2 separate regions of the Mus musculus genome follow, and region 2 is linked to region 1. The links are chromatin contacts, found by Hi-C or POLR2A ChIA-PET in ENCODE. All regions are on one chromosome and are shown on one strand. The core of a region is the stretch at or near the end of the contact, and the rest is flanking DNA. Distances in the headings are between cores, read along the strand shown.

Evidence for each region. Hi-C counts contacts between places; a loop is a spot of excess contacts on that map. ChIA-PET counts read pairs that join two places held with the same protein, here RNA polymerase II (POLR2A).
Region 2: POLR2A ChIA-PET joins it to region 1 with 16 read pairs in Patski. The contact joins the enhancer-like site here to the promoter of Gpi1 in region 1. A Hi-C loop is called at or near these places in 1 of 37 maps with a recorded cell type or tissue (heart). POLR2A ChIA-PET finds 5 or more read pairs at or near these places in 3 of 5 experiments (Patski and embryonic stem cell).

The regions. Positions count from the first base shown.
Region 1 is chr7:34,228,181-34,231,655 of GRCm38, forward strand. Gpi1 (glucose-6-phosphate isomerase 1) reads right to left here and starts at 2,156. Exons shown (of 18, transcript NM_008155.4): 1 at 1,912-2,156; 2 at 1,103-1,193; 3 at 748-816. The coding sequence starts at 2,033. Gm12762 (a long non-coding RNA gene) reads right to left here. Exons shown (of 2, transcript XR_881947.3): 2 at 3,002-3,475.
Region 2 is chr7:34,264,806-34,268,110 of GRCm38, forward strand. The region is part of intron 2 of Garre1 (granule associated Rac and RHOG effector 1); the gene reads right to left. Among named protein-coding and RNA genes, the nearest start is that of Gm12758, 32 kb to the left of the region's middle. RefSeq lists an enhancer at 350-3,305. Within about 2 kb of position 1,431, at least 1 of the 3 ENCODE cell types and tissues checked has a DNase peak (open chromatin) inside an H3K27ac peak, as active enhancers do; it is heart, where a contact is called at or near this core.

The sequences.
Region 1 (3,475 bases), core at 906-3,405:
AGAGGCTCTCTTATGAGTTCGAGGCCAGCCTGGTCAGGGCTACACAGAGAAACCCTGTCTCAAAAGCCAACCAACCAACCAAAATACTCTTCTAAAAAGCCGGGGTTGGATTCCCAGTACACACACTGGGTGGCTCCCAACCATCTCTAACTGAAGTTCCGGGAGAATCTGACAGCTCTGTAGGCACCTGTACTTATGTACACACACCCACACACTCATAATTAAAAGGAAAAAAATATCAACACTGAGAATTCTCAGTGCAGAGTGTCTCCTATGCCTGCAGGCTTCCCCACCAAGTCAGGGCCAGGGTTTCCCAACCGCTGTCATACTCTCACCTCTTATTCATTCCACTGTCAAAGAAACTAAGGGCTTTGGTGACATGATTTTTCTTGTCACTAGAACAACCTGTAGCAAGGATCCATCAGAGTATCAAGGTTGAAGTTGTCCAAGAAAATGTCTCAGCCATGTCTCAGCCAGCCTTAAGCAAATCCCTCCCTTCAGGCTTGGGTTGTGCCCCTCCCTGGACACCAGGAACTGTGCCAATTTGATTGCCAAGTCCAGGCTGCCAGTCTCAGAGAAATCACACCCCAAAGCTCTGCAACCTCTCTTGCCCCCAAAGAAAAGCCTTTAGCACCTTCGTGAGGCAAAAGCATTGCTTAAGAGCAAGGGTGAAGACACAGGGCGATGCTGATAACGGTCGGCAAAGAGGAGGAAGAGGGGGGGGGGGCGGCGGGTGTAACTGCTTACCTCGGTGTAGTTGATCTTGGAACCACTGAACATGTTGTCCCGTGCAGCCTCCACGCCTCTGGACTTGGCCTAGGGAGAGAAGCCACTGCTGAGGTCTTGTATCCCATCCCCCATCCTCATCACCTATCACAAGTCCAGCCCCCCTCCCCCCCCACTCCCCCCCCCCCTTGAGGCTGACAGATGTTCTTCATAGACAGATTCCTTTTCCAGCATCTTCAAAGAGTCTGCTCAATCAGCAGGGGGCCTGGAGATCCCTGGGATACCAACTCCACACCGGGACCTAGAACCCAAAACAAAGCGCAGCCCCCACCCACAACCCAACCCAGAGATCACAACTCCCCAGTCAGAACATTACCAGCTCCACCAGCATCTGCATCACCTCCTTGTTCACAAGGTTCTTGGAGTAGTCCACCAGAATATGCCCATGGTTGGTGTTGAGGTTCAAGCTGCAGAAAGATGGAGACGCTGCTGGTCACACCCCAGCGGCAGTGCCTGGCCACAAAGGCTGACCTGTAGCAGTGTTAAGTAGTGTAGGAAGCCACGCCACAGAAAGAAGATGTAGACAGATCCTGGGCAGAACTTCCCCCTTCAAGCTCCACATCTCAAACTTACAAGGAAACACCCAGGGAGAGGTATCAGGGACGTCCAGTGAGGAACCACAGGTGGTCATCCCAGGTCCCTCGCCTCCTGGCATCAGTGACAAGGCACGAAGATGCATCACATGTACGATTTCTTCCACCCTCCCTTCTATTTCGCAGTCGCTCACAAGTCTCTCTGGCCTCTGCATCCTGCCTCCGCCGCTCTATTTTTACACCGTGGCTCCCAGGAAATCTCAGCCTTACCCACCCTGTCTGACCAAAGCCCACTAGGAGCAGGTGGGAGGGGACAGCTCTCTCGTGCCTGTCGAGCCAGCAGCGGCTGCTCCTCCTCATGGGTGGTTAGAAATCCCTACTCAAATGGCTGAGACTGAGAGGCGGGGGCGAAGGGATCCCCAAGGAGGAGCCGATTCCTCCTAATGACTAAGCAGCCTCGGCCCTCTGGCTAGCACGCGGGTCCCAAAACCCACTCCAAGGAGGCATCAAGGACAAAGTGCGGCCCCGGCCTGGGCCCTGCAGGGCTGCTGGGGGGGGGGGGGTCACGGGAGCCCCGACCCCGTGCGTGCACCTGAAGTTGTTGAAGCGCTCCGGATCCGCCTCAAAAAGTTCGCGCAGCTTGAGGTTGGCAGAGTTCGCGCGGTGCCACTCCAGGAGCTTCTGGAACTGCGGGTTCCGGGTGAGCGCAGCCATGGCGAGGGACCCGAGAGGTACACGGAGCAGGACGTGCTCGGAAGAGGAAGGAAAGAGGAGCGGCGGCGCGCGGCAAGTCGGTACCAGTGCGCGCAGCGGGCTTTATGGCGCAGGCGTCCGACCCCGCCCCGCCTCCGGCCCCGCCCCACCTCTGTCCTCCGCGTCCGCTAGGCGACCTTGCCGGCAGCTGTAGATCTGGGGGCCTCTGCTGGCCTCTCTGTAACACAAGTGTGGCCACTTGCGATGAACCTTGGCTGGCTTCTGTTCGGAAGTGACTTGAAGGGCAGAGGCGGAGTTTCTCGTGCCAGATCCGCTTGCTTCTTTCATTCATTCATGTATTCAATTCAGCAGAACTTTTTTTTTTTAAAGAATTTATTTACTATATGTAAGTACACTCTAGCTGTCTTCAGACACTCCAGAAGAAGGAGTCGGATCTCCTTACGGATGTGTTTGCTGGGATTTGAACTCAGGACCTTCGGAAGAGTAGTTGAGTGCTCTTACCGGCTGAGCCCAATTTAGCAGAACTTTATGGAATGCCTTCCTGGTTAGAGGTACTAAAGCAAGTGTTGTGGGTACGTAAGCCAAATAAGTAAATAGAATTTATGGGATTTCAGAGCTGGCAAGTGCTCCTGAGAAGAGGCAAACTGGATGAAGCCCCAGAGATGAAACTGTGGTTAAGAACACATAGTTCCCTTGCAGAGGACCTGAATTGGGTTCCCAGTACTCATAACTGCCTGTAACTCCCGCTGCAACCAATGGGAATACCAATGGCACTTGCATCCTTATGCTCATACCCACCCCACACATAATTAATGCTAAAATTATATACCCACCCCACACACATAATAAAAATTGTATGTCCACTCCCACACATAATTAATAAAATATCCACCACACAATAAAAATGAAATTATATGTATATATATTTAAAGGCAGGTTGGAAATAAGCATTTCCTTTAACTAAATGGTTAAGAAAAAAAAATTCACTCTTTATTATATTTGAGTAAAAGCATGAAGGGGAAGAAATGAGCCAGTTGGCTACCTGGAAGGAAAGTGTTCAGTCAAAGGGAAAAGACACTGCAAAGTCTGAGACAAGAGCACCCATAGATGTCCCACAAACAGCACCCATAGATGTCCCACAAACAGAAGACACATGTGGCTGGAGTGGAGCAGATTAGGGGAAGAAGTCATAGAGGTGACATTAGAGAAGGGAATTCACCCAGTGGCTTACAAATCATTGTGAGAATTTTGATTTCTGTTTAGAGATGAGGAGCCACTGAACAAGTCCACATGGAGCAGGGACTTTATCTGACACACTGCCTAATGGATCAGTTAGCTCAGTGAGCTAAAGCAGGTCCTGAGGGAGGGAGCTTCAGTCAAGCAGGAGGAGACGGACATAGAGGATGGAATGAGTGAGGGATCCATAATCGCCTAGAGAGAAA
Region 2 (3,305 bases), core at 181-2,680, 36 kb after region 1:
GAAGCCCAAATCCCACTGCTAATAGACAAATGTTCTAAATTGTTAAAATGTTAAATGAACATTTTAAGCCATGAAAGATTATTTGCTTGGAGACCAGGGAAGCTGTTCCCTTTCTTGCTTCCTAGTGACTTGACTTCCTCCCCCACCCCCTTTTTCAGGAGACAGGGTCCAGGAATTCAATCTGTAAACCAGGTTGGCCTCAAACTCAGAGATCCACCTGTCTCTGTCCCCTCTAAGTGCTAGTACTAAAGGTTTGCACCACTGCCACCTCCCCCCCCCCCTCTTACTTTCTCTGTATGTTTTTGGTGGTACTGAAGCTATCCCCAGGGCCTGGAGCAGAATGAGGAAGAGCTAACATCCTCCTTCCGTTTTATCTTTGTACTTTATACAGGAGGGTCTCACTAAGTAGCTCAGGCTGGCTTTGGACTTGCAATCCCCCTGCCTCAGTCTCCTGAATTTCTTAGATTTCAGGAGTGTACAACTCCCAGTCTGGTTTTCTAACTTGGGCACAGCTGTGATGTTTGTTGATTTCCTATGTTTTTCTCTAAAAAGCAGGAGAAACTGCTAGCTGAAAAAGACCCTGAGCTTGGAGAATTGAAAGTTCAAAGTCTGCCTGGGCAATCTGGTGAGACCCCAGCTGCTCCAACTGTCTGCACTCCTTTCTCAAAGATTTAACATCCATTAGAGTCCCGACGCTCTCACCCCATCTTGTACCTTGGAGCAGCCTAAAGACTCAGCCACATCTAAGTCAGATGCTGCCCTTAACCATAAACCCAATCCAGCATCACACAACAGAGCTGCTTTGCTACAGAAACTGGGACAGGCCAGCTCCCAATACCTATTCTCTCTAAAAGATTTCTCCCCTGTAGAAAGCACCAGAGCAAACATGTTAATTTAAAGTTTCATCCAAAACTAGAGCAAAAAACAAACAAACAATAAGCTCATATTAAAGTGTCCACCCTCTAAGTGAACAGCTAAATCAAAGCTGAATTCTACCTCCTAGGTTTCCACTGCCCCTTTCCTCAGAGCTCCTCCCTACTAAGGCTACGGCTATGAAGGGTAGGGTGAGGGACACAGACCTAAGAATCCAGCTAGAGACTCCTGACATGAATACACGCCCTCTGTCTAGTACCATACACACTACCAGTCGGCTTTAACTAAGCATTCAGCATGTACTTGGTCTACACTACAGAGTTCATATGGGTTGTGTCACAAATCCCAGAATACCCCTATGAAGTCATCTCTATGTTACAGAGAAAAAGACTAAGGCTAGACAAGTTATGAAACCAGGCACAAAGGTTACAAAACAAACAAGCAGAACAGTCTCTTCATTCAGTGTTCAGCTTCTACGATTTTAGCAAGTATGTCCTCTTGTCTTCAACACTTTCAATATCCAAACAGACAGAGGGTGGCAGCACTGGACCAGGCACACAACAGAAATTCAGTCTTAACTGGCACCGGCTAAGGGCACCAGGAAGCTCCCTATAGCGACAGAGGAGCTGGGTGGCTCCTCCAGGTCACACTCTCTCCCCTCTTTCTTGGCCTCTTAGCAAGCTATGGGAGAAAGAAATGGAGGGTAAGTGAAGTTGCCATGCTGCTCTGGGGTCACATTCTCCCAGCTTCTGACCAATGAAAATTACTTGCTCCTTCTAATAATAAATATATAATACATGAATGCCTAATATGTACAAAGCTCAAAAATCCTGAGGGTACACAGGAAAGAGGATGAGAAAATCCCTGTGCTCAGGAGGGTTACATCCTAATAGGGCTAAGAGACAACAAAGCCATAAATAGACACAAGGTCAGATGCAGCTGGAGAACAAGCTGCCTGGCAGGTGGTGAGGAAAAGGCTCTCTGAGGATAAACCAAGGAAGAAAGCTTCACTTCCTACTCTGAAAGGAACACTCTGAGAAATGGCAGTGAAGCCTGGTATCTGGATCACAGAAGCATGGGGCTGGGGTGGGTCCTCCTAATGCACTGCTAGAGAGGTGGAGGTGGAATCCTGCTGTCAGTCTGCTGTCTTTGCTCTTTATTATGTACCTGACCTTAGATGAGTCATTTAAGCTGCAGTTCTTCTCTGTAAGAACTGCCCTCTTCTTTCCCACGATGGGTAAAGCATAAACCCAATTAAGATTGTGACAAAATACACGTTGTAAATAATTAAAGGCCAACCTAACCAGTAGTTAGCCCGACTCTTGGAAACTGGTTTCAGTGACTACTTATTATAAAATGTCACCTCAAGTAACAGACACATAAACATCACCTTCTGAGAGGACAAAGCTCCTGTCTCTGCTCACCCTTTATCTCATCTCCTTTCCTGGCTCAGCCCTCAACGCCCTTAATAGACCTCACCCTCCTTGACTCAGGGATGGGCCAGTTCTTGGGGACTGTCCTCACACAGGTTTGGAAGAATGTGTCCCAGGGTCACAGACAGCTCTCTCAGCTCACAGACTCAGGGCATGTAAGGCTGCAGAACAGATTGGATAAGCTGGAGAATGGGTGAGTGGAACAGTCAAGGCCAGGTACTTAAGTATAAAATAGCACTGAAGCTCTACCAACAGCCACCACCTTAACCCATGCCAGGAGCCACACACATGGTAAAGTAACCCATTTTACATATGACAAAACAGGCTTAAAAAGATAAATTTGCTTAATGTCAAGTAGGTTTAAGTGAGGAATGTCTGTCTCACTCTAAAAGACATTTCTGACCACCAGGTTGCCCTGTCTGCCTGTGACAAGATCCAGGATATAAAAACAACAGTGGGTAGGTACTAAAGAGAAGACATTCTGGAAGCAGATAATCGTTAGGGAGCTACTGAAACAGAACCCTGCTTACTGGAAATTCCTGATGGCCAAGACGGGTATATCACAAGCCTGGTGCCATGGTATATGCCTGTAATCCTAGCACTCAGGAGGCTGAGACATGAGATCCACAAACTCAAAATCTACGTGGATTACAGAGTGAGACTAGGTCTCAAAGCAGAACAGTTGCGCACATGAACCTTCTTATTCTCTTATACTGTATGCACAGTATCTACCACACTGTAGACATGGGTATAACCAGAGTCCCTCTCTTCTTGGTGTACCTGTTTGGTTGTTTAATGTTGCTGTTAATATTTTATTTTTATCTGTGTGTTTGTCTACACATATATCTATACCCCAGTGTATGCCTAGTGCCTGAAAAGGCCAGAAGAGGGTTTGGAACTGGAATTACAAAAAGTATGAACTGCCATGTAGGTGCTGGGAACTGAACTCAGGTCTTCTCCAAAAGCAGCCATCTCTCTACACCTCTTGTATGTTTCTTG